Regions from separate parts of the Homo sapiens genome. Here region 2 is linked to region 1. A link is an interaction called in ENCODE POLR2A ChIA-PET data of the cell type or tissue named here. Cell type or tissue: OCI-LY7. All regions are shown on one strand. Each heading gives the region's core, and the rest is flanking DNA. Links, peaks and the distances in the headings are about the cores only. Region 1 overlaps CACNA1A (calcium voltage-gated channel subunit alpha1 A). Region 2 has its middle 21 kb from the start of IER2.

What was found. Peaks named below come from ENCODE experiments on the same cell type or tissue, not always from the same donor. Only the 100,000 strongest peaks of a DNase experiment are listed, where the experiment ranks them.
Region 2: POLR2A ChIA-PET joins it to region 1 with 10 read pairs; 9 of 35 experiments call an interaction of 5 or more read pairs at or near these places.

The regions. Positions count from the first base shown.
Region 1 is chr19:13,267,800-13,284,663 of GRCh38, forward strand. It overlaps CACNA1A (calcium voltage-gated channel subunit alpha1 A), which reads right to left. Exons shown (of 47, transcript NM_001127222.2): 22 at 15,468-15,597; 23 at 9,270-9,329; 24 at 8,051-8,157. Among named protein-coding and RNA genes, the nearest start is that of IER2, 130 kb to the left of the region's middle. RefSeq lists enhancers at 7,205-8,404, 7,505-7,584, 7,605-7,674, 7,695-7,744, 9,843-10,012 and 1 more and a silencer at 9,463-9,522. In OCI-LY7, for the core only: CTCF peaks have their summits at 9,539 (motif pointing right), 10,355 (motif pointing right) and 10,557; DNase peaks (open chromatin) are centred at 9,552 and 10,372; H3K4me3 peaks cover 302 bases; H3K27ac peaks cover 539 bases.
Region 2 is chr19:13,165,047-13,178,446 of GRCh38, forward strand. No RefSeq gene overlaps it. Among named protein-coding and RNA genes, the nearest start is that of IER2, 21 kb to the left of the region's middle. RefSeq lists enhancers at 227-804, 2,256-2,883, 5,077-5,577, 7,429-7,488, 7,529-7,578 and 1 more. In OCI-LY7, for the core only: no CTCF peak of the experiment used is centred there; no DNase peak of the experiment used is centred there; H3K4me3 peaks cover 672 bases; H3K27ac peaks cover 1,515 bases.

The DNA of each region.
Region 1 (16,864 bases), core at 5,988-13,987:
AGGCAGGGTCTCCCTCTGTTGCCCAGGCTGCAGTGCAGTAGCGGGATCTTGGCTCACTGTAGCCTCAACCTCCAGGGCTCAGGTGATTCTCCCACCTTAGCCTCCCAAGTAGCTGGAAATACAGGCAAATTTTTCCATTTTTTGTAGAGACGGGGGTCTCATTATGTTGCTCAGGCTGGTCTCAAACTCCTGGGCTCAAGTGATCCTCCTGCCTAGGCCTCCCAGAGCGCTGGGATTACAAGTGTGAGCCACTGCATCCTGGGCAAGACTCTGTCTCTTAAAACAAACAACCAACCAACTCAGGTCTGTGGAATTCTGATGTTTGATTAACAAAAGCTATGGCCTTGGCTTTGCTCTTTATGAAGGAGGGGGTCAGCAAAGAGTTCTGACTTGGGATGGAATTAGAAGCAACTCTGAAGCCCTCTGAGCAAATGCGGGCCTGGGGAAAGCTATCAGCACCTAGCAGCTGGTCCTCTCGTGATTCATTGGAATCAGGCTTGGGGCTCATTAGGCGCCTTCAACAATGACTGGAGATCCAGGTTAGAAAGACTTGACCGCCATCAGAATGGCGGAAACCCTGTCGCCAAGCGGACTCTATGGAATTTTCCATCCACGACCCCTCTGGAAGTTAGTGATTTTTTTTTTTTTTTTTGAAACGGAGTCTCGCTCTGTCGCCCAGGCTGGAGTGCAGTGGCAAGATCTCGGCTCACTGCAAGCTCCGCCTCCCAGGTTCACGCCATTCTCCTTCCTCAGCCTCCCGAGTGCTGGGACTACAGGCGCCCACCACCACGCCCAGCTAATTTTTTTTGTATTTTTAGTAGAGATGGGGTTTCACCGTGTTAGCCAGGATGGTCTCCATCTCTTGACCTCGTGATCCGCCCACCTTGGCCTCCCAAAGTGCTAGGATTACAGGTGTGAGCCACCGCGCCCGGCTGTGATATTTTTTAAAACACAGAATGGTTTAAATGTCTACAAATATTCCAAGTGGATTCTCCTCCACACCCCCTCATCTCCTTTTCCTGTAGTCTGACTTGGGGTTCTCAAATTCAGTGTATCTAGGAATTATTGCATACGTAGAATCATATAGATTCTACTTTTTTTTTTTTTTTTTTTTTTTTTGATGGATTCTCACTCTGTTGCCAGGCTGCCTCAGCCTTCCAAAGTGCTGGGATTACAGGCGTAAGCCACCGCACCCGGCTTTATTTTATATTTTTAGAGACGTGGTCTTGCTCTGTCGCCCAGGCTGGAGTGCAGTAGCACAATCATAGCTTACCGCAGCCTTGAACTCCCTGGCTCAAGTGATTCTCCCACCTCAGCCTCCCAAGTAGCTGGGACTACAGGTGAGAGACACCACACCCAGCTTCTTTACGGATGATTGAGGGAGTTTTCAATGACAGTGATTTTTGCCTAATCTGCTGACTTTAGGTTTAATATGGGAGTCTTCTGGACATCACTGCATTTGCCTATGGGAAGACAGCACCATTATGACCATTTTCCAGATGAGGAAGCTGAGGCCTAGAGAAAAAGAGTGACCTGCCCAAGGGCAGGCACACAGCTGGGAAGACAGACTAAGATTCAAACCCAGGTGTGGGTATCTCGCACTCTAATCTTCTTTCCATTTCATCATACACAAGAAAAATAATGCCTTCAGGGGTGGGGGCTGTTTTGAAGATGAGGATCAAGAGATAGCAGCCTGAGGGCTCCATCTTTGGCTTCCTGACAGTTTGGCTCCTGGGTATGCAGGAGCAGCTTGATCAAGGCGCTCTGCCAGTTGCGGTCCTGCCTTTGGGGGAAGAACAGCCGCGCCAGATGGACTCTTGGCGGTGAGGGCAGGATCATGATCTGCCAGCTGCTGAGAAATGTCAGTTGGCCGCCCTGATGCATGGGCACAGAGCGTGATACCACGTGTGATGGCTCATGAAATGGGGTGTTTATGGTAGACGCATGGATACAAGGGACACAGTCAGTGAATTGAGCAGGACACACACACACAGATATTTGGGTGAGGTGCAGGAGGGGTGGACATCTTCAGAAGAGCTTCAATACATCCCTTGGTGGGACCACAGGGATAGTTTTCTCCCATATCGGAGACGAGGCCACAATCACAGCACTGGGGGAAGAATCCTTGCTTTGACCCCAACAGGCCAGAATGGCAAGGTTCCTTTCAACAAGGAAGGGAATAACCTTATGCTCCCTTCCCCTATTCCCTTCCCCTGGATCTCGCAGCCCTGCCAGGCCTCAAAGAACCCAGGCTGGCCAGGCTGCTGAGCATCATTCTGCTCACTGTGAGCCTCCGTATTCAGGGCTGGGAGATGGGTAGCATCTGACAGCTGAACCCAACCTCAGTGATCTTGTCGGACTTACTTCCCTCCACAGTCCCTCTGGGCCGCAGTTTCCTCATCTAGATGGGAAAAACTGAGGCACAGAGAGGCTAAAGGACTTGCACATCTAGAGAGAAATCAAACAGACCTGGAGGGACAATTTCTTAAAACAATAAGGTCAATCTAATACTTGTGGGGCTCTCAGCCTTGTCTATGAGGGGATATGCACAGAGGACAGACAAAGCAAGTTAAAAGACCAGAAAGGAAATAAGCAGAGGACCCTGGGGTGGGGGGTGGGGGGCGGGTGGAGAGTTCAGCGCTCAGGCTGAGAACCTCAGAGCATCCATGCTCCTTCCAATGTGCCAACTATCCGATAACAAGGAAAGACAATAAGCAAAGTCCTCATAGGGTGAGAGACCTTCTCAGGCAAAAGAGGCCAGAAACCTGTAACGGGGAGAAGATTCCAAAACTTTTTAGGGAAAAAAGCAGTAGCTCCTATTCTGGTTTTCTAGCAGTTTGGCTCTTAGGTGTGCAGGAATGGCTTGATCAAGGCACCTGGCCAGCTGTGCTGGGCCTGCAGCCCTGCCCTGGGGGAGGAACAGCAGTACCAGATGGACTCTTGACAGTGGGGTGGGGAGGGTGTGGTAGGCGTGAGGTTTGAGGGTCTCCTCTCTCATCCCTTCGGCCATGATATAAAGATGCTCCCTGTTGGACTCATGTCCGTCGGCTCTTCCAAAACCCTGGGAGAGTCCCAGGCACTTGCCAGGATCCTACTGGCAAAATCTCACACCTCCCAGTTCCTGCATGATCTACAAGCCTGCCAGGGTTGACAGGATGGCCTGAAATCCCTATCCAGATCCTTTTCTTGCATAAGAATTAAAACAACAACATTCAAAATGGATTTTCAAGAGTGAAGGGTGGCTTTATGCCTGTACCAATTTCATGAGAACAATGTAAAAGCTTGACTCTGCAAACAGGCTGCCAAATTCCTGTGAGTTGTAGGCCAATTTGAATGCCCTTGTATAACTTGATATTTAAAAAGAAAACTCAGAAATTAAAAAAAAAGTCAACTCCCCAAAAGAATCATTCTGCTGTTTTTTTTTTTTTTTTTTTTTTTTGAGATGGAGTCTTGCTCCGTCACCCAGGCTGGAGTGCAGTGGCACAATCTTGGCTCACTGCAACCTTCACCTCCTGGGTTCAAGCAATTCTCCTGCCTCACCCTCCCGAGTAGCTGGGACTACAGGCCCTCCCCACCACACCCAGCTAGTTTTTGTATTTTTAGTAGAGATGGGGTTTCACCATGTTGGCCATGCTGGTCTTGGACCCCTGACCTCAAGTGATCCACCTGCCTCGGCCTCCCCAAGTGCTGGGATTACAGGTGTGAGCCATCGCACCCAGCTCATTCTGCTAATTGATCTCTGGTGGAAAAGAATTTTTGGTTCGCTTTTGCAGATTAGCTTTGTTTAAAAGAGGAGGCTAATTTTACCTCCAGAGAACCTAGAAACAGCATGTTGTAAACGATGGCCCATAATGGCAAAAGCTCAACAATTGAAAGGCTTGCTTCTGGGTCCTTTGTAGGTCATTCCCCTCCCTAAATTGTGATGGTCAACTCGGAGGATGGAGGTGGGACAGTCACCTCCTCAGCATTTTTTTTTTTTTTTGAGACAGAGTCTTGCTCTGTTGCCCAGGCTGGAGTGCAGTGGTGCAATCTTGGCTCACTGCAACCTCCACTTCCCAGGTTCAAGCAATTCTTCTGCCTCAGCCTCCCGAGTAGCTGAGATTACAGGCGCCTGCTATCACGCTTGGCTAATATTTGTATTTTTAGTAGAGACAGGGTTTTACCATGTTGCCTGGGGTTTCACCATGTTGCCCAGGCTGGTCTTGAACTCCTGACCCCAGGTGATCCATCTGCCTTGGCCTCCGAAAGAGCTAGGATTACAGGCATGAGCCACTGTGCCCGGCCCTCCTCAGCATTACAGTATGTCAGCTACAACAGAGGTCTGAGAGGAAAGTGACATTGGAGACCTGAACAGCTTGGGCTTGGTACCATTTATCTGTGCCACACTCAGTGGTGGTCACTGGGAGGATTCACAGGATAAAACCCATTCCCCTGGGCACAGGTGGCCAAGGTAAGCATTGTGTGTGGACAGGTGGATATGAGTGACATATTCACCCCACTGCCTGCCCTAGTGCCCTGAGCTACCTGCCACCTCTTGAGCCCTAGGAATCTTGGAGGCTGCTGAGCAGACCTTGCCCCAGAGGAAAGGGGCGGGGGTCCCTGCCTGAGCATGTCCTCCTGTGTCCTGGGATCTGCCTTTGTCTGAATACCATTCCTCATCAGAATGCAGGGTAGGGGGGCCAAGTCCCTGTTGCCAGACCGATGACAGAGGGTCAGCTTTCTCCAAGCTACACGGTCCAGGGGAGGCCCACATCACCCAAGGACATAGGTCATCAACAGTGCAGGGAGTGAGAGAGAAAGAGAGGGAGAGAGAGAGAGAAAGAGGAAAATAAAAAGATAGAAACTGAGAGGGGGTAAAAGGAGAAAGACGAACAGAAAGAGACAGAGAGAGGGAAGAAGAGAGAGGGAAGAGAGGGGAAAGGAGGAAGAGAAAGAGGGAGAAAGAAAAGGAGGGGAGAGGGAGGGAAGGGGCTGAAAGGCAGAGAGGGGTGGAGAAACCCGTAGGTTATTTCCATAGGAGAAGGATTCATTCCAGGCTGAGGGTGGTAAAACATTCTGGCTTTTCAGGATTTAAATTTTCTCATAGCATGATGTCTACCTGACAACTTGAAGGACCTGCTTAAATAGGTGATAGAGGGGGAGAAAAGTATATTTTATTATAATACATTCCTTTTTTTATTTTTGAGACAAAATCTTGCTTTCTCACCCAGGCTGGAGTGCAGTGGCATGATCTCGGCTCACTGCAGTCTCCATCTCCTGGGTCCAAGCAATTCTCCTGCCTTACCCACCTGAGTAGCTGGGATTACAGGCATCCGCCACCATGCCTGGCTAATTTTTGTATTTTTTAGTAGAGACAGGGTTTTGTCATGTCGGCCAGGCTGGTCTCGAACTGCTGACCTCAGGTGATCCCCCTCCCTTGGCCTCCCAAAATGCTAGGGTTACAGGCGTGAGCCACTGTGCCCAGCCTATTATAATACATTCTTATATATGCTGTTTATTAGCTAAAAAAATCATTTTTTGTGTGTGTGTGGGGGTGCGGCGGGAACAGTGCTAACTTGATAGGGAATGAATTGTATCTCGTTTTTATTTTACATTTCTCTGAATTCCAAGGGTTGATTTACCTCCATTTTTACTAGTTGCCAGCATTCTATCAGATTTCTGTTTATGTCCTTTGCCCATTTATCCATTGAGAAGTAGTGTTTCTTATTGATTTGTAACTGCTTTTCATATTTTAAAGACATGGACTCCTTGTCTTATTCGTCACAATCTTTGTCCCCTAATTTGATGTGCATTGTATTTTGTTTAATTAATTATTTATTTATTTACTTTTTAACCTACAGAACAGCTTGCTAAACCTGTTTTTTTTGTACTCATCACTATTAAAATTATTCAGTAACCATATAAAGCATAATATTCTAAATAGCAAATTCATTGATTTTTAATTTTTTAAACTTTTTATTTTTTTGAGACAAGTTCTTCCTGTGTTCCCCAGACTGGGGTGCAGTGGTGCGATTTCGGCTCACTGCAGCCTTGAACCTCCTGGGCTCAAGCAATTCTCCCACCTCAGCCTCCCGTGTAGCTGCTAGTGCAGGCATACTACCATGCCTGGCTAATTGTTTTTTTTTTTTTTTAGAGATGGGGTCTCCCTATGTTACCCAGGCTGGTCTTGGCCTCCTGGGCTCAAGCAATCTGCCTGTCTCAGCCTCCCAAAGTGCTGGGATTGCAGGTGTAAGCCACCGTGCATTGCTCTAGTAGTCAAATAGACACTGAAAAGCTTTGAGGAGAGGGAAGGATGTGGGGAGGGAGAGGAGAAGAGAAAAAGAAAAGAGTAAACGAACAAAAAGAGAGGAGAAAGAGGAGGAAGGAGTGAAAGAGAAAGAGAAAGAAGTATAATCAGCCTCCCAACCTTCATGATACATCTCCAGCTCTGAGGCATCCAAAAACTCTGGAGATTTTTTGTTCTAACACAACTTGACCTCATTGTGTTCCCAGAGAAGAATCTAAGTGTGGCCTACTTAACAGCCCTTCTACTGGAAATGGGCCACTATTTTGGCCCTCCTGACAAACCAAGTCCTCATTGTTTGGTGAGGGAGACCATTCAAGGGCCCCTCCAGATTGGCTCAGGAGGGAGCCTAGAGGCAGAGGCACAGGAGGAAGCCCCTGATTCTCTCACGATGGGAGTGAATGTGTCAAGATCCTTTCAAAACCTGTCAGGGAATCATTCACCATGATGGGCACAGCCAGGGTCCCCAAGATTTGTTTCTTGATTAAAGACTGATTAGATATTTTTCATCCCGCTCCAAATGTCTACAACTTCAGGAATGTACTGCTAAGTCTGCTATCAGGGCCCTAAGGGCTAATGGCCACTCACCTGTTGGGTACCATCTTGAAATAGTCACCCAGAACTTGGGGGCCATTTTGAAATGGTTGCCCTAGAACTTGGGTGCCATTTTGGAATGGTTACCCAGAACTAGGGTGCCACCTTGAGATGGCTGCCCAGAACTTGGGGGTCACCTTCGAGTAGCCATCCAAGACTTGGGGACCGTCTTGGAATGGCTACCCAGAACTTGAAGGCCACCTTGGAACTCAGGGACCATGTAAGAATGGCCACCAAGAATCCAGAGGCCATCTTAGCATGGTAGCCCAGAAATCAGAGGCCATCTTGGAATAGCCACCCAGAACTTGGATGCCACCTTGGAATGGTTGCCCAGAACTTGGGGGCCACCCTGGAACTCAGGGGCCATCTTGCAATGGCTGCCTAGAACTTGGGGCCATCTTGGAATAGCCACCCAGAGCTTGGGGACCATCCTGGAATGGCTACCCAGAACTTGAAGGTCACCTTGGAACTCAGGGACCATCTAAGAATGACCACCCCAAATTCAGAGGCCATCTTGGAATGATAGCTCAGAACTCAGGGGCCATCTTGGAATGGCCACCCAGAACTTGGATGCCATCTTGGGATGACTACTAAGAGCTTGGGTGCCATCCTGAAATGGCTGCCTACAACTGGGGCGCCATCTTGGAGCTGCAGGATGACACATGGCCTTTCAGAGGGCAGAGAATCCTAGGACTGCCAGGAGAAGTGAAAGACACACAAAGGGAGTCACCAGGTCTACAACTACGGGGCCTTCAGGCATAGGGAGGGGGTCAGAATTCTCATGCACATTCGTTTCCTGATTGTCTCTTTAGGGACTTTCCAAAGAGACAGCGGTTTGGGCGGCGCTTGTGGAGTAGTAGGGGGATGAGATGTTCCGGCGAGGCTAGTCTACAGGAAGCTGCACAGCAAGGGGCCAGTGATGTGGCTGAGGCCCGTTGCTGTGTGAGGAGGTAGAAGGTTGGCAGGAGGGGGGGTCCCTTCTCCTTCTTCCTCCATGGACATCATGCAAAAAGCCATCGAAGCTCTTCCTGGTGGCATGCTGATATCTCCCACGTCCCCGGAGCCCACACACCCCATCCCTAGACCCTGAGAACATGTCCTGTAATCCGATGTGTGGCCCAGGCTGGGGGTTGGGGGAAAAGAGGCAAGAGGAACCCTTGCGAGGAGACTTACGTGAAGGCAAAGGCTACCAGGGCCCCACTGACCACTATGAAGTCGAGAATATTCCAGAGGTCACGGAAGTAGGCACCCTGATGCAGGACGAGCCCCAGGTCAATCATCTGTGGGGGAGAAGAGAGGGTGCTCAGAACCCCCACCTGATCCCCACCCTGGGGTGCTGCCACCCACTCTCTAGCCTCTCGGGGAGAGGCAGGGAAGCCAATGAGGCCACCTCATCTTGCAGGGATGGGCAGTGGCCAGAGGACTCCAGGGAGGAGTGGGGAGCCCCTGCCCCATGAGGCGGCCCCCCTTTGCCTGATGGAAGCCAGCTCTGGCTTGCCGGCTCTTAGATCCAAACTTTGGGATCCTCTTTGATGCCTCTTTGTCCCAAATCCCTCATTGGTGGCTCTATCAGCAAAACTCACTGGCTCTATTTCCAGAACCTTCCAAGAATCTGTCCACTTCTCACCTCTTCTTTGGTCACCAGCCTGATCCTGTCCCCGTCATCGCCCATGGGGACCAGTGTGATCACCTGCTCACAGGTCCTCTGGCTTCCCACAGATGCCAAAGGGCACCTGTGAACACCTGGATCAAGTCCCTCCTCTGCTCAGAACACTCTATGGCCCTCACCTCACTCAAAGTAAGAGCCGAAGAGCCCTCTCTGTGATCCCCGGCACAAGGTGCCCCCTCACCTCCCCACTCATCTCTCTGTCCTTCGTTTCCCCACTGTTCTCTCACTCCGCCCAGCCACACCAGCTTCCTTGCTGCTCTTCAAACACACCAGGCATTTCTAATCCTCTGGGAGACTCATCCTCTCAAGGGGGGCATTCTTGGAGGCTCAGGATCTCCTGGAATCCCAGCTCTTTTTTTTTTTTTTTTTTTTGACAGAGTCTCGCTGTGTCACCCAGGCTGGAATGCAGTGGCAAGATCTCGGCTCACTGCAGCCTCCACATCGGCTCATTGCAGCCTAGGGTTCAAGTGATTCTCCTGCCTCAGCCTCCCGAGTAGCTGGGATTACAGACATGTGCCACCATGCCCGGCTAATTTTTGTATTTTTAGTAGAGATGGGGTTTCACCATGTTGGCCAGGCTGGCCTCAACCTCCTGATCTCAAGTGATCTGCCTGCCTCAGCCTCCCAAAGTGCTGGGATTACAGGCATGATCCACTGTGCCCAGCCCTGCACTTGCTTAAAAAAAAAAATTACCGTGTGTTCTCACTTATAATCTGCACTCACCTTGATCACCATCTCAAAGGTAAAGACGCCTGTAAAAACGTAGTCAAAGTATCGCAGCACCTGTAAGGGATAAAAGCAAGAGAGCAGTGGATCACTGGCCTGTTCCAGCAGAGCCCCGGTAAAACTAACGATCGCCTACTGGGGAGCAGAGTTTCTACCCAGAAGAGGAAACACAGCTGCTATATACAGTTGCGCAGGGCGTGCACTGCACAAGGGCCCCTCCCATCTCTTTTCATACTGCAGATTTGTATGTTGTGAATGAAATTGTCCAGCAGATGGCAGCAAATCCTAACAAAAAAATCACTGTACTAGGCCAGTTCGCTAACCCACGGGAAGGGTACCTTTTAAAATTTGCCCCAAGCCCTGTAGTGGATTAGAAGCGGCCCCAGAGAAGTTCAGGGCTGACTGTATCCTTCTTGGTGATGGATCTAATCCCCCAGTACCCTTGCTTTCCTGGGCATCCTGGGCGAGAAATAGTTGCTACGTGGTTTTTTTAAACACTGGGGCCAACTTCCTGCCACGGCATCTCTTCCTGCTTCAAGGCCAGGCCCCTGCCAGGGTAGGTTGATTTTTCCTGTGCCCCTCCCCAGGCCTGATGTTTCTGCCTGGACGAGCAATGTCCTCTGGCCCAGCCCCTGTCCAGGACACACCATAGCACACCTCTGGTGTCACCCAGGCCTGAAGATGAGGGTGCGCCGGCACAGTGTCTGGCTGGTGCTAGACATGGGGTGGACACCGGCTGGGCACGGTGGCTCGAGCCTGTAATCCCAGCACTTTGGGAGGCTGAGGCAGGCAGATCACTTGAGGTCAGGAGTTCGAGACCAGCCTAACCAAATGGCAAAACCCCGTGTCTACTAAAAATATAAAAAATTAGCTGGGCATGGTGGCGTGTGCCTGTAATTCCAGCTACTTGGGAGGCCAAGGCGTGACAGTCACTTGAACGTGGGAGGCGGAGGTTGCAGTGAGCCGAGATCGTGCCACTGCACTCCAGCCTGGGAGACAGAGACTGTCTAAAAAAAAAAAAAAAAAAAAAATCAGATCCACCCAGAAGCTGCAAGGGCTGAGCATTACTGAACATGGCCACCAGAGGGCGCTGTGAACACCAAAGAAGTCAGGCACATCCTTCCCCTGCTTACAATCCTCCGTGGCTCCCACCTCATTCAGGGATAAAAGTCAAAGTCCTCCCCGAGGCCCTCAAGCCCCTGCACGATCTGACCATTCAGCTCCCTGCCCTCACTTCCTCTCATTCTCTCCCTTGCTCACTTCCTTTTGTTCCCCAAGATGCTTCCACCTCAGGGCCTTTGCACAGGCTGTTCTGTCTCTCTGGAATGCTTTCCCCCACATCCCATTTGATTCCGTCTTTCTCCTCCTTTATGACTTAGCTCAAATAACACTTTCCCAGTGAGGACTCCCCTGACCGGCTGTTTAAATTCCATCTCCTGGTGCTTGAGATCCTCTTTACGAAGTCTCTCCTTCCCTCTGCCCACCACACCCCCGGCCACTTATCACTCCCTGAACATTTGTTGTAGTTACTGATAATCTCATTGTCCATCTCCCCCACCCAAATGTCAGCCCCACAAGGACAGGGATGTCTGTCTGTCACCATGGCGTCTCCAGCTTATAATACAGGGTCAGGAATACAGTAGGTGCTCAAGAAATGTTTGTTGAATGAATGCATCAACAGTTGGGGCTGTACTGGGTCCTGGAGGAGCTGGGCTCTGTGATCTGTGTGGTTATAACTTATATTCCTGTTATATGTGGTGCTTGAAGAGGAATCAGAGACCAGAGTGCCTGGGGTCAGGGTGAGGTGACTTCCTGGAGGGAGGGGCTGGTGCAAGGGGATTGGCTTGAAAGACCTGGGTGGGCAGAGGGGATGGTGGTGGGAGAGTATTTCAGGTGCACGAGGCAGTGGGCACAGCCTGGTCAAAGGCCTGGTGGTTTGTGGGCTCTGGGAGTGCAGGGACCATCTCATACCCTGTCAATCCTCCCTGGCTCGCTCAGTACCTGGCACATAGTAGTTGCTTATCAAATACTTACTAAAGGAATGAATGGAAGGAAAGAAGGAAGAGAGGGAGCTGGGAAAGGGCAGGCCGTGGGGGTCAGGTGAATCTAATTCTGGAGCTCTTAATAAGCTGTGCAAGAGGAAATCAAAAGACCAATAAATTAGGTTCAAGTATTCCTAATACTTAGATCTTTTTCATCTATTTGAAAATGTTATTTCCTGTGGCTCAGTCTAATCCAAAAAAGTGCTTGATCTCATTCATTACAGGGAAATGCCAAGCACAACCCCAATAAGATCTCACTCCACACCCAGCAGATCGGCCAAATGAAACAGTCGACAGTACCAAGTGTTGACAAGGATGTGGAAGAACAGGAGTTCCCATGAGCTACTGGTGCAAGGGCCACTGCGTTCATTTATTTTTTAATTTTTTTTTGAGATGGTGTCTCACTCTGTCACCCAGGCTGGAGTGCAGTGGCACAATCTTGGCTCACTGGAACCTCTGCCTCCCGGGTTCAAGCAATTCTTCTGCCTCAGCCTCCAAGTGTCTGGGATTACAGGCGCATGCTACCACGCCCGGCTAATTTTTGTATTTTTAGTAGAGACCAGGTTTTACCATATTGGCCAGTCTGGTCTCGAACTCCTGACCTCACGTGATCTACCCACCTTGGCCTCCCAAAGTGCTGGGATTACAGGTGCGAGCCCGGCCCACTGTGCCCGGCCCACTGTGTTTATTTTTATTTATTTATATATATTTTGGAGACAGGGTCTCGCTCTGTCGCCAAGGCTAGAGTGCAGTGACGCCATCTTGGCTCACTGCAACCTCCACCTCCTGGGTTCAAGTGATTCTTGTGCTTCAGCCTCCCGAGTAGCTGGGATTACAGTTGTGTGTTACCACGCCCAGATAATTTTTGTATTTTTGGTAGAGACGGGGTTTCACCATGTTGGCCAGGCTGGTCTCAAACTCCTGACCTCAGGTGATCCACCCGCCTTGGCCTCCCAAAGGGTCACTGTGTTTATTGTCCAATAAACATTCAAGCTGCATTTACTGAGGCCAACCACTTGCAAATTATATGCTCTAGAAACTTCGCTTTTGGTTTATACCCTGGAGGAATTCTTATTTATTGAGACAGGGTCTCGCTCTGTCACCCAGGTTGGAGTGCAGTGGTATGAACATGGATCACTACAGCCTTGACCTTCCAGACCCAAGTGATCCTCCCACCTCAGCCTCCCAAGTGGCTGGGACCACAGGTGTGCACCACCACGCTCGGTTAATTAAAAAAAAAAAAATTTTTTTTTTTTTTGGTAGAGGTGGGGGTCTCACTATGTTGCCCAAGCTGGTCTTGAACTCCTGGCCTCAAGCATTGCTCCCACCTTGGCCTCTCGAAGTGCTGGGATTATAGGCGTGAGCCACTGCATCTGGCCTCCTGGAGAAATTACTGTCCAGGTGACTCAGGAAACATGTTGAGGGGCGTGGCATGGGGACAGTATTCACACTTAGAAACAACCCAAACATCTGTCAACAGGGGATGGATAACACATCCCATGCCACACAGTAAATCTCAAAACAGCATCATAAAGAATGCTCATTGACCGGGCGTGGTGGCTCACGCCTGTAATCCCAGCACTTTGGGAGGCCAAGGCGGGCGGATCACTTGAGGTCAGGAGTTTGAGACCAGTCTGGCTGATAGTGTGAAACCCCGTCTCTACTAAAAATACAAAAATTAGCCGGGTGTGGTGGCGCCTGCCTGTAGTCCCAGCTACTCTGGAGGCTGAGGCAGGAGAATCGCTTAAACCCGGGAGGCGGAGGTTGCAGTGAGCCAAGATTGCACCACTGCACTCCAGCCTGGGTGACAGAGCAAGACTCCATCTCAAAAAAAAAAAAAAAAAAAAGAATGCCCATCAATCCTGCAAAAGCAACATGTACTCATTTAATGCGAAGCATAGAAGTGTCTCATTTATTGAATGTTACAGAAGAGCAAACATAAATTCAGTTTTTAAGAATTGGCCAGTGTTGGCCAATTACAGGCATGTAAGAATTGGAATTACATGCCTGTAATTCCAGAGCTCTGGGAATCTGAGGAGGGAGGATTGCTTGAGGTCAAGAGTTCGAGACCAGCCTGGCAACATAGCGAGGCCCGTTTCTACAAGCATTTAAAAATTAGCTGGGTGTGGTGGTGCATGCCTGTGGTCCTAGCTACCTGGGGGGCTGAGGTGGGAGGATCACTTGAGCCCGGGACGTTGAGGCTGCAGTGAGCCATGATCACGTTACTGCACCCCAACCTGGGCGACAGAGAGAGACATTGTCTCTTAAAAAAAAAAAAAAAAAAAGCCTGTGCAGGTGGGAAAAAGAGAGAAGCCAAAAACGCTCATTCCAGAAGCTGGGGTCGTGGTTACCGGTAAGGCAGGGTTTCTCAAGCTGGGCTCTGTGGACATTTGGGTCTGGATCATCCTCTAGAGTGGGGGCTGTCCTGGGCATCGGCGGGTGCTGAGCAACATCCCTGGCCTCCACCCACCAGATGCCAGGAGCACCTCCCCCCTCCTGTCGTGACAACCAAAAATGTCTCCAGACAGTGTCCCCAGCAGCTCTAGAGGGAAAGAAGGCGGTGGGGGTGGGGGATCGAGGAGGCACATGCCGCGTGGGGCGTTTTTGTTCTATTTCTTGCCCTGGATGGTGGTTACGTGGTGTGAACGTTATGGGGCCACAGTGTTCTTGTAGAGAAGTTTCGACTGCGAGATGGACGAGGGAGGGGGCCGGGGAGCTGAACGCTCTTTGCAAACAGTCCCTGGGGCCTGGTCTGAGCACTGCCTAGATTCCCTTCAGCCCTGGGAGCTGCCGTGCCCCCTGGATCATCCATGCCTGTGCCCTCCCTGCCGAAGGCAACGCCTTCTTCAGCATCCTCGCGTCAGCAGGGGGTTTGTGGACCCCTCCAGGGACACCTCCTCCCCACGCCTGGCTCCTGGAGGCCCCTGGGGGAAACCAGGCTGCGGGAAGCAACTAAGCGGACTGTGAGGAGGCTGAGCACTGGCTCTAGCTTCCTCCAGGAGCTGCGTTCTAATTATTTCCTTCCATCTCCCCCATCAGGTCCCCAGGGGGGCCTGCCAGGCCTGGGAAGGAAGGGAAAGTGCATGGTAAGCTGTGGGCGGGCTTGAGGGATGGGGCTCGCCAGCTTTGCCTGGGTCCTAACCTACTTAGCCAGGGCAGCAGAGCCTTGGACCAGCAGAAAACACACTTTTTTGGCTCTGGGTTGGGAGGGAAGGGTTGGGGGAGGGAGCTGGGGAGGGAAACAGGAGCCACCAGTCCACCCTCTACCAGGCCCTGGGGTCAAGCCTCTGCCCGCAGCCCATGACTGAGGCACGCCCTTGCCTGTTGGTGCCTCGGTTTCCCCATCTCAACCACAAGCATGCACTCATTCCTGCTTGTCAGGACTCAAAGGGGCTATGCACACCCATCCGTAGCATACAGTAGGTGATTAGTAAATGCAGACAGTTGGGGGAAGCAGTGGGAGCTTTGGGGGATGCAGAGTTGGAATTCTGCTGTGTGACCCTGGACAGGCCACTTACCACTCTCTCATTCCCCTGAGCCTCAGTTTTCCCATCTGTCAAATGGGGATGCCTGGGCGGGGGGTTGGGGGGGCGCATTGTGAGGATTAAATGAGATACTGCATGCTGAGTTTCTTCCTGGGACACAGCAAGTGCTCAATTAACAGGGGTTGTCAACAGACCCACCATCCGCAAAGGGGCTTGCTTTCATAAAAACCAAAAGCTTAGGCTGTGTTTCTGAGCCAAATAGTTGTTTCTTTCAAAGCTTCGTGTACAAAGGGAAATGTCTACTGCGGAGGGGACCACCTCTGAGCACCGCCCCTGCCCCAGTAACCCCCCTATTCCATGTAGAGAATGTGCAACATCCATATCCTGCTAGTCTCACGCCTCCATTAGAGAATCCAGCAATTTTCAGCCCCAGTCACTCTGGGCCACCTCCACCCCACCAGGCTCACAGAGAAACTGCCTCAAGGAATGTCTTGCTCCCAAGAGCATCCCCAAGGAATCAGAGCTTCCCCTCTCAACCAGCAGCCATAAGGGCTATGCCTAGGGGTGACCCCAACATCCCACCCTACCTATGAGCATTTTGGATGCAGGAGAAAGTGGCCTGAGGCAGAGCAGCCAGGCTAGGAAGGGGTGTGCTCTGTGGGACTCACGTTGTTCCGAGGTGCGTTGGGCTGCACAGGGTCCTCGGCGGCCAGGGCGATGCTGCTCATGGCAATGACCATGAGGATGCACATCTCAAAGTAGCGCAGGTTCAGGATGTAATGGCACAGGCGGCGAAGGCTGTTGGAGACAGATGGGCGTGCAGAGGTCCACTCAGACCACAGGCTCACAAACCCTTTTCTTCCATAATCTCATGTTACCTACCACTACTGAGATCTCCAACCCCCAAGGCCTCCTACACAACAAACTATTAAACTCCTCCAGGTGGGGGCCCTCTCTGGGTCCTGGAACCCCAAGAAGGCAGAGGGGACCTCGGTGAGAGAAGACATTCACATGCCCTGTTTAGCAAAGTTCCTATCACTCCCAAACGACCCTCTTGAAGTATCTTGATCCCCAAGCTAGGTTGAAGAAATACGGTCCTTAATTCTGTAGGAGATAAAAAGGCTTTTCGATATTAAATGTCCCAGGGCCAAACAATATTGTGAATCTATGGGTTAAGTAGATTTCTTTCTTTCTTTTTAAAAATTAGCTGTGTGACCTTGGGCAAGTTACTTGTCCCCTCTGTGCCTTGGTGCCCTCATCTGTAAAATAGCCGTAATACTAGTGCTTACTTCACAAAATCATGAGACCCAAGACTTAATTTATGCCTGGCTCATGATAGGGGCTCCAAAAAGTTAGTTATTGAAATTATGAATTGCAGGCCTTATCAGAGCCTTGAATGTGCCAATGGGATGTGCCAGTTAACCTCTTAATAAGTGGAGCCAATAATAAATAGTTCATAAGGTTGTGTGAATGGCAGCAGAGCTGAGTGGTTAAGAACAAGGAGGCTAGAGCCAGTGTCTGGGCTCAAACTCCAGCTCTCCCACTGGCTTGCTGTGTGACCTTGGGCAGGTGAATTCACGTCTCTGGACCTCAGTTTTTTCATCTGTCAAATGGAGCTAAGCATAGTAACAACCTCAGAGAAATTAAAAAAAATTTTAAGGCACTCAGAACAGTGCCTGGCACTGAGTAGATACCACATAAGTGTTTCCTTAGTAAAATCGATAAGTCAACTAAATAAAAAAGTACTTTAAAGGTACTTTTATTTATTACTACCCAGGGTGAGTTGCCAAGAGGCAGATTATAGAAAGCAGCTTCTCCCCCATCTTATCTGACATGATCCTTCATTGTCAAGAAGCATTTTGAGCGGTCAGGCTTTCAAGAAATATCCCTGGGAGACATTCAATTCTAAAACAACCTCCGAGCCACTACGACATTCATGGGATAAATTTCTCCCCTAAATAGTCTATCCATTTCAAAGATGCCCAAGACAGAAGGCCATGGAACTCAGACACTATCCGCCCAGAATCTAAACCCTTACAGAGTCTAGGTTAGAAACAGAGTTCAG
Region 2 (13,400 bases), core at 5,240-13,239, 100 kb before region 1:
GAATCCAAGGAACAGCCATGTCTGCAAACCACTGTTCTAGCTGCCTTGCTGGGCTTACCTAGGGGCCACGATCCCTGAGTCAGTTCCCTTGGCAGCCTGGGTCTCAGTTTCCCTTGGCTTGTAGAAGTTCTTTCAGGGGCCTACCAAGAGGACACGGCAGTCTAGGAGCTCCCTAAGGGGCAGGAGTGGGCTGGGAGCCTTGGAAACGGTTTGTTTCTCCTGGGAGCCCTGAGAAGTCATGTTGGGGGAATTAACTGCTGTGTTAATTGAGGCTTCAAGCCAAGTCCCCTCTGTTTACACAGAGAGTCTGAGAAATGCCCTCGGAAGATTCCGAGAGCCTCCAAAGGCCCCAGAGACTTTGCTTCTGCCCTGGAGGCTTCTGGTTTTTTACGGGTAAGATAACCTCTCCCATAGTCAAGAGAGAGACTTACTGATGCTTATGGCAGCCCCAGGCCCTGAAGGTATGCTGTACTTGGTCACTTCCGTGCATTTGTTTAATCCTCACCACAAGCCTGGGTCAGGATAAAAAGTAGGCACTTCACTCTTTTTTTTTTTAGGGGTCTTGCTATGTTGCCCAGGATGGTCTTTAACTCCTGGGCTCAAGTGATCCTCCTGCCTTCGGCCTTCCAAAGTGCTGAGGTTACAGGAATGAGCCACCGTGCCCAGCCCAGCCCTAAAGTAGGCCTTTTTTTCCCCCCGCGACGGAGTTTCACTCTTGTTGCCCAGGCTGGAGTGCAATGGCACGGTCTCAGCTCACCGCAACCTCCGTCTCTGGGTTCAAGTGATTCTCTTGCCTCAGCCTCCTGAGCAGCTGGGATTACAGGCATGGGCACCATGCCCGGCTAATTTTATATTTTTAGTAGAGAGGTGGGGTTTCGCCATGTGGGTCTCGAACTCCCAACCTCAGGTGATCCGCCCGCCTTGGCCTCCCAAAGTTCTGGGATTACAGGTGTGAGCCACCGCGCTCGGCCTTTTTTTTTTTTTTCCTTCTGAAGTGGAGTCTTGTTCTGTTGCCCAGGCTGGAGTGCAGTGACGCGATATCAGCTCATTGAACCCTCTGCCTCCCAGGTTCAAGCAATTCTCCTGCCTCAGCTTCCCAAGTAGATGGGATTACAGGCATGCACCGCCACGCCCAGCTAATTTTTGTATTTTTAGCAGAGATGGGGATTCACCATGTTGGCCAGGCTGGTCTTGGAACTCCTGACCTCAGGTGATCTGCCTGCCTCAGCCTCCCAAAGTGCTGAGATTACAGGTGTGAGCCACTGTGCCCCACCAGGTAGGCACTTTCATTAGCCCCATTTTACAGATGAGGGAACTGAGGGGAACTGAGGCACAGAGTGGTTAAACAAAGTGTCCAGGGTTACCCTGTCCAGTAAAGCAAAGCCCATTGACATTCTTCCTCTCCTGGATTTTTTTTTTTTTTTGAGATGGAGTCTTGCTCTGTCGCCCAGGTGGGAGTGCAATGGCCCAATCTTGGCTCACTGAAAGCTCTGCCTCCCAGGTTCAAGCAATTCTCCTGCCTCAGCTTCCTGAGTAGCTGGGATTACAGGCGTGCACCACCGTGCCCAGCTAATTTTTGTATTTTTTTTTTTTTTAAGTAGAGACGGGGTTTCACCATGTTGGTCAGGCTGGTCTCGAACTCCTGACCTCGTGATCTGCCCGCCTCGGCCTCCCAAAGTGCTGGGATTACAGGTGTGAGCCACCACGCCCGGCCGGATTTTTCTTCTTTTCTTTTCTTTTCGGTGGGGAGGAGGAGAGTGTGAGGACCTTTGTCCTGGTTGGTGAACTTTTGCTTAAACCCAGCTTCTATCTCTGGTTCTCAGATAAGGAACCAGCTCCTTCTGGGAGCTGAGAGCCGCACCCCAGGTCTCCTTGCCACTCCTGGGCTACCTGTTTTCTCTTTCCTCATATCCAGGGCTGATCACTCACCAGGTTCCCTCTTAGAATCATTTGCCACTTCACTTCATTTTCCTCTCTTCTCCCCTTTCTGCAGGATGAACACTTCCCCAGGGGTCAATCTGTGCACGCTCAGTCCAGGGGCTGGGTAAAGACAAAGTTTTTTGTTTGCTGTTGTTCACTTGTTTATTTAAATTTATTTATTTTGAGATGGAGTCTCGTTCTGTCACCCAGGCTGGAGTGCAAGGCGCGATCTCGGCTCACTGCAACCTCCGCCTCCCGGGTTCAAGCAATTCTCTGCCTCAGCCTCCTGAGGAGCTGGGATTACAGGTGTGCACCACCATGCCCGGCTAATTTTTGTATTTTTAGTAGAGATGTGGTTTCACCATCTTGGCCAGGCTGATCTTGAACTTCTGACTTCGTGATCCACCTGTCTCAGCCTCCCAAAGTGCTGGGATTACAGGCGTGAGCCACTGCGCCCCACCCTCACTTGTTTATTTACTTGTTTTGTAAACATTATTTACTGAGCATGATCAAACTGCTAGACTGGAGAGGCTGCTGCAATCTCCTCCCTCTGCCCCCGCCATTTCCTGGTACCCATCCTTGCTGGTGGTGTCTGCAATCAGCGGGGCCCTGGCTGAGTTCACGGGAAAGGAAATGGCTCATTGCTTCAGCCTTTAGACCGGGGGGCAGGGAGGGCCTGTCGGGAGGCCGCCTAGTCAGGGGCGTGTCAGAGGCCAGAGGGGCCGGGGCCCAGCAGCTGGGGCTTGGTAAGCTCTGGAGCCTGGGCTCCAGGCCAGCTCGCTGCCAACCTCCACCTGAGACCACCCCACCCCCAACCCCCTTCCTTCTCTCCCCTGCTGCCGAGGCGCGCCCTTCCGGAGTGAAACTTTGGTTTCTCACGACCCGGAAGGCTTGAAGCAAACCTGCAATTACTCACTGCCTGGTCTGTGCGGGCTGCAGCTCTCAGACTCAGGATGAGGTGGCGGTAGGTGGGGTGGGGCTCTTGGGACCCTTTTACCCCTTCGTGCTGCTGGCTGGGGGAGGCCACTAAAGTCTGCGCGCTGCCTTCCACGCGTTCTCCAGACACTTTCCAAATCCCTGCGGACACTACCTTATAAACAGATACTGGAATTTTCAAAGTACTGTCATGCTGTTTGGGACCAGAAATTCCCTCCCATGAGGGTTGGATATGAAGCCAGTTTGGAGGGGGAAGCTGAGGGTGCATGCCCCTGGATCTACCAAAGCCTTCTCTTCAGTCTGGGAGGTTTTTTTTCTTTTTCTTTTTCTTTTTTGAGACAGAGTCTCACTCTGTCGCCCAGGCTGGAGTGCAGTGGTGTGATCTCAGCTCACTACAACCTCCACCTCCCAGGTTCGAATGATTCTCCTGCCTCAGCCTCCCGAGTAGCTGGACGACAGGCGTGCGCCACCACACCTGGCTACTTTTTGTATTTTTAGTAGAGACAGGGTTTCACCATGGGTTTCAGAGGGTGCAGTGGCTCACGCCTGTAATCTCAACACTTTGGGAGGTCGAGGCAGGTGGATCACTTGAGGTCAGGAGTTCGAGACCAGCCTGGACAACATGGTGAAACCCTGACTCTACTAGAAATACAAAAATTAGCTGGTGGTGGTGGCATGCACCTGTAGCCCCAGCTACTCAGGAGGCTGACTCAGGATAATCAGGAACCCGGGAGGAGGAGGTTTCATTGCTCCAGACTTTGAGACTCCATCTGAAAAAAAAAAAAAAATTAAGCCAGGCAAAGTGGCTGATGCCTGTAATTCCAAAGCTTTGAGTGGCTGAGGTGGGATGATCACTTGAGGCTAGGAGTTCGAGACCAACCTATGCAACATGGCAAGACCACCACACCCCCATCTCTGCAAAAAATTAGCCAGGTGTGGTGGCGCACACCTGTAGTCCCAGCTACTCTAGAGGCTGAGGCGGGAGGGTGGCTTGAGCCCAGGAGTTTGAGGCTGCAGTGAGCTATGATCATGTCACTGCACTCCAGCCTGGGTAACAAAGCAAGGCCCAGTCTCAAGAAAATCAGTTATTTTTGCATATGTATGGCGTACATAAGAACATTTGTTACATGTCTATAATGTAACCTCTCTCTGCTTTGCTTTGCAGCTCTGGCAGGGGCAGGGCAGCAGTGCTATGATGAGGCCACTTGTAATTGGGGGTGTTCATGGGAGGGCCTTTGTTCTCTGAGCACTGAGTGGGCACTGCTGTATCTCCATATGCCTGGGATCCTCATTGGTTCCCCTCCTTTCTCCCAGGCTTGTGCCTCTTTCTTTTACTTGACTTTTTTTTTTTTTCCACCCAGGCTGCCGTATAGTGGTGCCATCTCAGTTCACTGCAACCTCCACCTCCCAGGTTCAAGCAATTCTCCTGCCTCAGCCTCCCCAGTACCTGGGACTACAGGCATGTGCCACCATGCCTGGCCGATTTTTGTATTTTTAGTAGAGACAGGGTTTCACCATGTTGGCCAGGCTGATCTCAAACTCCTGGCCTCAAGTTATCCATTAGCCTCAGCCTCTGAAAATGCTGGGATTACAGGCGTGAGCCCGGCCTTTCTTCTTTTTCTTTTTTCTTTTGTTTGTTTTTTTAGAGACAGGGTCTCACTCTGTCACCCAGGTTGCAATGTAGTGGCATGATCATAGCTCACTGCAGCCCTGAACTCCTGTGCTCAAGTGATCTTCCCACCTCAGCCTCCCAAGTAGCTGGGACTATAGGTGTACATCACCATGCCTGGCTAATTTTTTAATTTTTTTTGCAGATATGGGGTCTTGCTATGTTGCTGAGGCTGGTCTCCAATTCCTGATTTCAAGTGAGCCTCCTGCCTCTGCCTCCCAAAGTACTGTGATGAGCTACTACGCCTGGTCATTGTCCCTCTTTCTCATGACTCTCTGGACATCCCTGGGGTGGAGGGTGGGGCAGGCACACACATCCCTCAACTTCCCAGTGGTTCCACGATGACTAAGCCAGCCCTGTCCCTGAGGCTGGGAGTCTGGAGCTAGGATCCACCCCCATGGCCTCATATCCCAACCTTGAGCCTGGGTTTCTGGTCAGACTGGACGGGCTAGCTCGGTCTCCTTAACTCTCAGAGTTGCCTTGTCCAGGCCCAGCGGGTCCCACACAGCCAGGCACACCCCACCCCACAGGGCTCCTGGGAAATTCTCTGCCCCACCCTCAGGCTGCCTCAGACAGACTGAGGTTACCTGTGATTGTCCCAGATAACCCGAGTGAGCCCATCCTCTGCTCTGGGTGGCTCCCTCCCTGGCAGCTGACCTGTAAATTTTGAAAAGATGGGGACAATGCTCAGCTAGGAGGGATGCTCCTGCTGTCTTCCCTGCTGGCCTGGCCACTCCCCAGACTGGACAGGTCCCTTGGCAGCTCTTCCCAGCAACCCAGGCAGCCCCAAGCCCCCTCTTGCTTGGTGTTCCAGGCCAGTGAGAATCTCACTTCTTCTCCAAAACTTTGTCTTCCAACTCCTGTTTTGTTGTGTTTTGTTTTTTTATTGAAACAGGGTCTCATTCTGTTACCCAGGCTGGAGCTCATGGCATGATCATAGCTCACTGCAGCCTCAAACTCCTAGGCTCAAGCAATTCTTCCCACCTCACCCTCCTGAGTAGCAGGGACTACAGATGTGGGCCACCATGGTCAGCTAATTTAAAAAGTTTTTTTCTTAGGCCAGGCATGGTGGCTCACGCCTGTAATCCCAGCACTTTGGGAGGCCGAGGCAGGTGGATAACAAGGTCAGGAGTTCGAGACCAGCCTGGCCAACCTGGTGAAACCCCTGTCTCTACTAAAAATACAAAAATTAGCCGGGCGTGGTGACAGGCACCTGTAGTCCCAGCTGCTTGGGAGGCTGAGGCAGAGAATTGCTTGAACCCGGGAGATGGAGGTTGCAGTGAGCTGAGAACACTCCACTGCACTTTAGCCTGGGCGACAGAGTGAGACTCTGTCTCAAGAAAAAAAAAATTATATATATATAAATTAGCCAGGCATGATGGTGAGTGCCTGTAATTCCAGCTCCTTGGGAGGCTGAGGTGGGAGAATCACTTGAACCTGGGAGGCAGAGATTGCAGTGAGCCAAGATTGCTCCACTGCACACCAGCCTAGGTAATAGAGTGAAACTCCATCTCAAAAAAGAATTTTTTTTTTTCAGAGATGGGGATCTCTCTGTGTTGCCCAGGCTGGCCTCAAGCAATCCTCCTGCCTCAGCCTCCCAAAGTGTTGGGATGACAGGCATGAGCCACTGCGCCCGGCCTGTGGTTTCTCCATGTGGGGCCAGATCACTCTTTGTGCAGGGAGCTACCCTGTGCATCTTTGATGTTGAGTAGTAGCCCTGGCCTCAACCCTGTGCCAATGAAAGATGTCTCCAGATGTTGCCAAATGTTGGGGTGGGGTGGGGCGCAGCCTTGCCGCCTGCTTCACCTGTTCTACCTGTCCATACTCATACCAACCTGCAAAGTAACTTAGACCGTGTGTTTTCTTTTTCTTTTTTTTTTTCTGAGATGAGGTCTTGCTTTCTCCCAGGCTAAAGTGCAGTGGCACGATCTCAGCTCACTACAACCTCTGCCTCCCAGGTTCAAGCGATTCTCCTGCCTCAGCCTCTCGAGTAGCTGGGATTACAGGCACCCGCCACCATGCGCAGCTAATTTTTTTATTTTGAGTAGAGATGGGATTTCACCATGTTGGCCAGGCTGGCGGCTCGAACTCCTGACCTGACCTCAGGTGATCCACCCGTCTCGGCCTCCCAAAGTGCTGGATTACAGGTGTGAGCCACCGTGCCCAGCTGGAGCATATGTGTTCTTTTTTTTTCTTTCTTTCTTTCTTTCTTTTTCTTTTTTTTTTTGAGACGGAGTCTTGCTCTGTCACCCAGGCTGGAGTACAGTGGCGCCATCTCGGCTCACTGCAAGCTCCGCCTCCTGGGTTCATGCCATTCTCCTGCCTCAGCCTCCCAAGTAGCTGGGACTACATACAGGTGCCCGCCACCACACCCGGCTAATTTTTTTGTATTTTTAGTAGAGACAGGGTTTCACCATGTTAGCCAGGATGGTCTCGATCTCTTGACCTCTAGATCTGCCCGCCTCGGCCTCCAAAAGTGCTGGGATTACAGGCATGAGCCACTGCGCCTGGCCAGGAGCATGTGTTTTCTCATCTTGGGCCTGGATCGAGTCCTTATGGTGGAGGTGATCTGCGGGTTCCAGAATCTTGGGAAGGGATTGGTGAGACCATAGCATGGCCCATTGCACCGTCCCTCTACCTGGAGTGAGGGGTGCCAGCCTCCCATTTCCTGGTGGGTGGGCTTGCTGGATGGCAGCCTGAGGTGGGTGGAGTCAGGCTGCCTTGTTCTATTTCCTGGTTCCCAGGGTTGGGTGGTGGCAATGGTGGCCCCGGAGCCAGAGGGCTTGGGGTACCCTGATCCTGCCTCCGGATTTACTGGGTGGGTGCTAGGGTGTGTGCTCCAAGACCGATGGCCCCTGTGGGCGTGGAGGAGAAACCAGAGACTCAAGCAGATCTCCCTGCCTGCCTTCTGCCCTCATGTCCCACTTCACCTTGGCTCTAGGCCAGGGGCTGCCAGAATGGTGACTCAGAGCGACTGAGAAGAGGAGAGAAACAGAATGGAGGTCCTTATCATCCTCCAATCTCCGCCATCCCAGCATCCCCATAAAGGTCAGGACCCTTGAGGCCACATGTCAAGACCATCCACACTGCCCTCTCCTGCTTCCTCCTCCTCTACCCGCCCTCTTTCAGTGGGATTTTTTTTTCCGGGTACCACGCTAGGGCAGGAAGGCAGAAGTGAGCATGGGGCGTGGAACGTCTCTGAGGTTGGAATATATTTAGGCCAGGAGAAGAGTGTGTGTGTGGTGCTGGCCAGGCCCTGGCGCCGGCTCGGCGGGCTTGAGGAGTGATGGTGGGGGGCCCTGAGCCAGTGTGGGGATGCTCCTGCCTTCTCCCTTTTTTTTTTTTTTTTTTTTTGGTTTTGAGATGTAGTCTCGCTCTGTTGCCCAGGCTGGAGTGCAGTGGTGCGGTCTTGGCTCACTGCAACCTCTGCCTCTTTGGTTCAAGTGATTCTCTTGCCTCAGCCTCTGGAGTAGCTGAGATTACAGGCATCTGCCACCACGCCCGGCTAATTTTTTCTATTTTTAGTAGAGATGAGGTTTCACCATGTTGGCCAGGCTGGTCTCCAACTCCTGACCTCATGATCCGCCTGCCTCGGCCTCCCAAAGTGCTGCGATTATAGGTGTGAGCCACCGTGCCTGGCCACCTTCTCCCTTTTAAAGACAGCCTGTCAGCTTTGGGGAGGAGGAGTGGGAATCACTAGGCCCCCACCAAGGCTGAGGCAGGCCCTGTGTGGGCCAGATACATTTAGCATCTTCAAAACAAACCAGCAAGACTAACATCAGGATCACTTACAGCTGTAAACACAAGGCCCAGAGAGGTTAAGTGGCTTTCCCAAGGCTGTTCAGGAAAGAGGTGATGATGGAAGGGTTCTCTTGCTGGCCCGGCTGGCTGCCACCATTCATGCACGCAGTGTTCATTCATGCAACACCTTTGTGGGTACAGCCTAGCCTGTGCCAGCCCCCAACAACGTGCGGGAGAACAAGAAGCCAACTGGACCCAGGTCGGCAAACCGCAGCCCATAGGTGGCATTCGTCTGTTGTCTCTGCACGGCCCTTGGGCTAAGAATGGTTTTTACATTTTTAAGTGGTTGAAAACAAAAGAATAAGAGTATTCCATGATACATAACAATTATATGAAATTGCAATTCCAGCCTTCATGAATTCAGGGTACACAGGTTACACCCATTTGAGTCCACATTGTCTGTGGTTGCCTTTTCGTGACTGTGGCAGAGTGGAGCTGTTTTGACAGAGACCCTGCAAAGCTAAACAACTTTCCTATTTGTCCCCTCCTCCCCTGTCCCCCTCACACTTTTTTTTGACAGAGTTTTGCTCTTGTTGCCCAGGCCGGAGTGCAACAGCGCAATCTTGGGTCACTGCAACCTCCACCTCGTTGGTTCAAGCGATTCTCCTGCCTCAGCCTCCTGAGTAGCTGAGATTACAGGCGCCTGCAACTATGCCCGGCTAATTTTTATATTTTAAGTAGAGACAGGATTTCACCATGTTGGCCAGGCTGGACCGGAACTCTGACCTGAGGTAATTCAGCCGCCTCGGCCTCCCAAAGTGCTAGGATTACAGGCGTGAGCCACCACACCTGGCTTTTTTTTTCTCTCTCTCTCTTTTTTGAGATGGTGTCTCACTCTGTCGCCCAGGCTGGAGTGCAGTGGCGTGATTTCGGCTCACTGCAACCTCTGCCTCCCGGGTTCAAGCGATTCTCCTGCCTCAGCCTCCTGCAACCTCTGCCTCCCGGGTTCAAGCGATTCTCCTGCCTCAGCCTCCTGAGTAGCTGGAATTACAGGCGCGTGCCACCATGTCTGGCTAATTTTTTGTATTTTTAGTAGAGACGAGGTTTCGCCATGTTGGTCAGGCTGGTCTGGAACTCCTGACCTCAAGTGATCAGCCCGTTTTGGCTTCCCAAAGTGCTGGAATTACAGGCCAGAGCCACCACGCCTGGCCATGCCCGGCTAATTTTTTTGTTTGTTTGTTTGAGGTAGAGTTTCACTCTTGTTGCCCAGGCTGGAGTGCAGTGGCATGATCTCGGCTCACTGCAACCTCCACCTCCCAGGTTCAAGTGATTCTCCTGCCTCAGTCTCCCTAGTAGCTGGGATTACAGGCGTCCGCCACCACGCCCGGCTAATTTTTTTGTATTTTTAGTAGAGACGGGGGTTCACTATATTGGCCAGGCTGGTCGGCAACTCCTGACCACAGGTGATCCACCCGCCTCAGCCTCCCAAAGTGCTGGGATTACAGGCGTGAGCCACCTTGCCCAGCCGGAGCATGTGTTTTCTTTCCTTTTTTTTTTTTTTTAAGAGACGGAGTCTTGCTCTGTCACCCAGGCTGGAGTGCGGTGGTGGGATCTCGGCTCACTGCAACCTCTGCCTCCTGGGTTCAAGCAATTCTCCTCCCTCAGCCTTGTGAGTAGCTGGGATTACAGACGTGCACCACTATGCCCGGCTAATTTTTTTTGTTTTTTGTATTTTAGTAGATACGGGGTTTCACCGTATTGCCCAGGGTAGTCTTGAACTCCTGAACTCAGGCAATCCTCCCGCCTCAGCCTCCCAAAGTGCTAGGATTACAGGTGTGAGCCATCACGCCTGGCATAAAATAATAATAATAATAATAATAATAATAATAATAATAATAATAAAATTGGCTGGGCTTGATGGCTCATTCCTGTAATCCCAGCACTTTGGGAGGTTGAGGCAGGCGGATCATGAGGTCAGGAGTTTGAGACCAGCCTGGCTAACATGGTGAAACCTCATCTCTACTAAAAATACAAAAATTAGCCAGGCATGGTGGTGGGCACCTGTTAATTCCAGCTACTGGGGAGGCTGAGGCAGGAGAATCGCTTGAACCCGAGGGCTGGAGGTTGCAGTGATCTGAGATCGCACCACTGCACTCCAGCCTCAGCGACAGAGCAAGACTCTGTGTCAACATTGTTTTTTTTAGGCCAGGGGCAGTACCTATTTCCAGCACTTTGGGAGGCCCAGGCATGAGGATCGCTTGAGCCCAGGAATTTGAGACCAGCCAGGGCAACATGGAGAAACCCTGTCTCTAGAAAATATACAAAAAATTAGCTGGGTGTGGTGGCATGTGCCTGTGGTCCCAGCTACTTGGGAGGCTGAGGTGGGAGGATATGCCAAGTCCAGGAGGTCAAGGCTGCAGTGAGCTGTGATCACACCACTGCACTCCAGCCTGGGTGACAGAAGAAGACCTTGCCTCAAAAAAAAAAAAAAAGTTTTTTATTATTATTTTTTTTTCTTTTTGAGACAGAGTCTCGCTCTGTCGCCCAGGCTGGAGGGCAGTGGCACAATCTCAGCTCAGTGCAAGCTCCGCCTCCCAGGTTCACACCATTCTCCTGCCTCAGCCTCCTGAGTAGCTGGGACTACAGGCGCCCGCCACCACGCCTAGCTAATTTTTTTGTATTTTTGGTACAGACAGGGTTTCACCGTGTTAGCCAGAATGGTCTCAATCTCTTTTCACCTTGTGATCCGTCCGCCTTGGCCTCCCAAACTGCTGAGATTACAGGCATGAGCCACCATGCCCAGCCTTAATTTTTAAAGATAGGGGTCTCACTATGTTGCCCGTTTATCTGAGCTCAAGCGGTCCTCCAGTGTTAGCCTCCCAAGTAGCTGGACTCAGGTTTTTATTTTAACAATGTAAGACTATATTATCCTTATAAGAATACTTTAAAAAAAATGGATAATCCTCCCAGACTCCCTGATATGGGAGTTGAAGGGGCAGATGTGGGGCGGAGGGAGAGGGGAGCTGGTGTTGGAACCAGGCTGGTTTGCTAAATCCAGCCTGCCACCTGTTTCTGCACAGCCTGCGAGTTAAGAATGGCTTTTTCATTTTTAAATGGTTGGGAAAAAAGAATCAAAAGGGAAATTTCACGACATGGGGAAAAGTATATGCAATTCAAATTTTAGTGTCCATAAATAAAGTTTTATTGGCATGGAGCCGGGCTCATTCATTTACCCTGTATCCGTGGCTGCTTTTACGCTTCACCGCAGAATTGAGTCATTCAACAGACTGTCTGGCCCTCGAAGCTGAAAATATTTACTGTCTGGCCCATTGGAGAAGAAGCTTGTAGACCCCTCTTCTAAGGGGCCTGAGACCCTCACTTCAATCTGTCCCTGATTCAGGCCGTCCCAGGATCATTTCTTCATTGGCATGGAAAAGACGTTGGTGTGATTTGGAGGCAGGAGGACTCGCTGAGGACTGATCCTTAACACTGGATGCCCCCTGGGGAGGAGGGGCATTGGGGTCTTCAAGGTGAAGCAGGATTGAGGACTGAGGTGGGCAGGCTGGCTATGGGCACGGCAGGAGCAAAGGCCAGGAGGCCAGACCTGTGCCTCAACTCAAGCTGCCCCGCTCAGTTCGAGTCCAACTTCGGCAACATAGCAAAACCCCGCCTGTACAAAAAAATTAGCCATAGGCCGGGCGCGGTGGCTCATGCCTGTAATCCCAGCACTTTGGGAGGCCGAGGCAGGTGGATCGCGAGGTCAGGAGATCGAGACCATCCTGGCTAACACAGTGAAACCCCGTCTCTACTAAAAATACAAAAAAAATTAGCTGGGCATGGTGGCGGGCGCCTGTAGTCCCAGCTACTCGGGAGGCTGAGGCAGGAGAATGGCGTGAACCTGGGAGGCAGAGCTGGCAGTGAGCCGAGATTGCGCCATGACACTCCAGCCTGGGCAACAGAGCGAGACTCAGTTTCAAGAAAAAAAAAAAAAAATTAGCTGTGCATGGTGGCACGTGCCTGTAGTCCCAGCTACTCGGGAAGCTGAGGTGGGAGGAATTGTTTGAGACCAGGAGTTCCAGGCTGCAGTGAGCCATGATTGCACCACTGCCCTCCAGCCTGGGCAACAGAGTGAGACCTTGTCTCTTAAAAAAATTAAAAAAAAAAAGCTGGGCGCGGTGGCTCACACCTGTAATCCCAGCACTTTGGGAGGCTGAGGCAGGCAGATCACCTGAGGTCAGGAGTTCAAGACCAGCCTGGCTAACTTGGCAAAACCCTGTCTCTACTAAAAATACAAAAATTTGCTGGGCATGGTGGTGCATGTCTATAATCCTAGTTACTTGGGAGGCTGAGGCACGAAAATCACTTGAACTCAGGAGGTGGAGGTTGCAGTGAGCCAAGATCATGCCATTGCACTCCAGCCTGGGTGACAGAGGGAGACTCTGTCTCAAAAAATAAATAAATAAATAAATAAATAAATAAATAAATAATTATAAATAAATAAAAGGAAAGAAAGAGAGACAGAGAGAGAAAATAAAAAAGAAAGAGGCGGGGCGCGGTGGCTCACACCTGTAATCCTAGCACTTTGGGAGGTTGAGGCGGGTGGATCACTTGAGGCCAGGAGTTCAAGACCAGTCTGGCCAACATGGTGAAACCACATCTTTACTAAAAATACCAAAAAAATTAGCCGTGTGTGGTGGCACGCACCTGTAGTCTCAGCTACTTGGGAGACTGAGGCAGGAGACTCACTTGAACCCAGGAGGTGGAGGTTGCAGTGAGCCGAGATCGCGCCACTGCACTCCAGCTTGGGGGACAGAACGAGACTGTCTCAAAAAAGAAAAAAGAGAGAGAAAGAAAGAAAAAAAATAAGCAAGCAAGCTCCCCCCCATCCCATCTCCTAGTGGATGGGACAGATCTATTCCATGGGTCACCTCCCCCTAACCGGTCCCCCAGGCCCATCTGCTGTCTCTGCATTTCTCTGCTCCTGTCCACCATCACTGTTTGCACCAGGCTCCATCTCTTTCATTGTCTTGGGTCTGGAGATGTACCCTGAGCTCCCTTAGTTGGTCCCCCACCTCTCTTATCTCCTTTTCTCAGCATGACCAGTGCACTTTTCTTTCTTTTCTTTTTGTTTTTT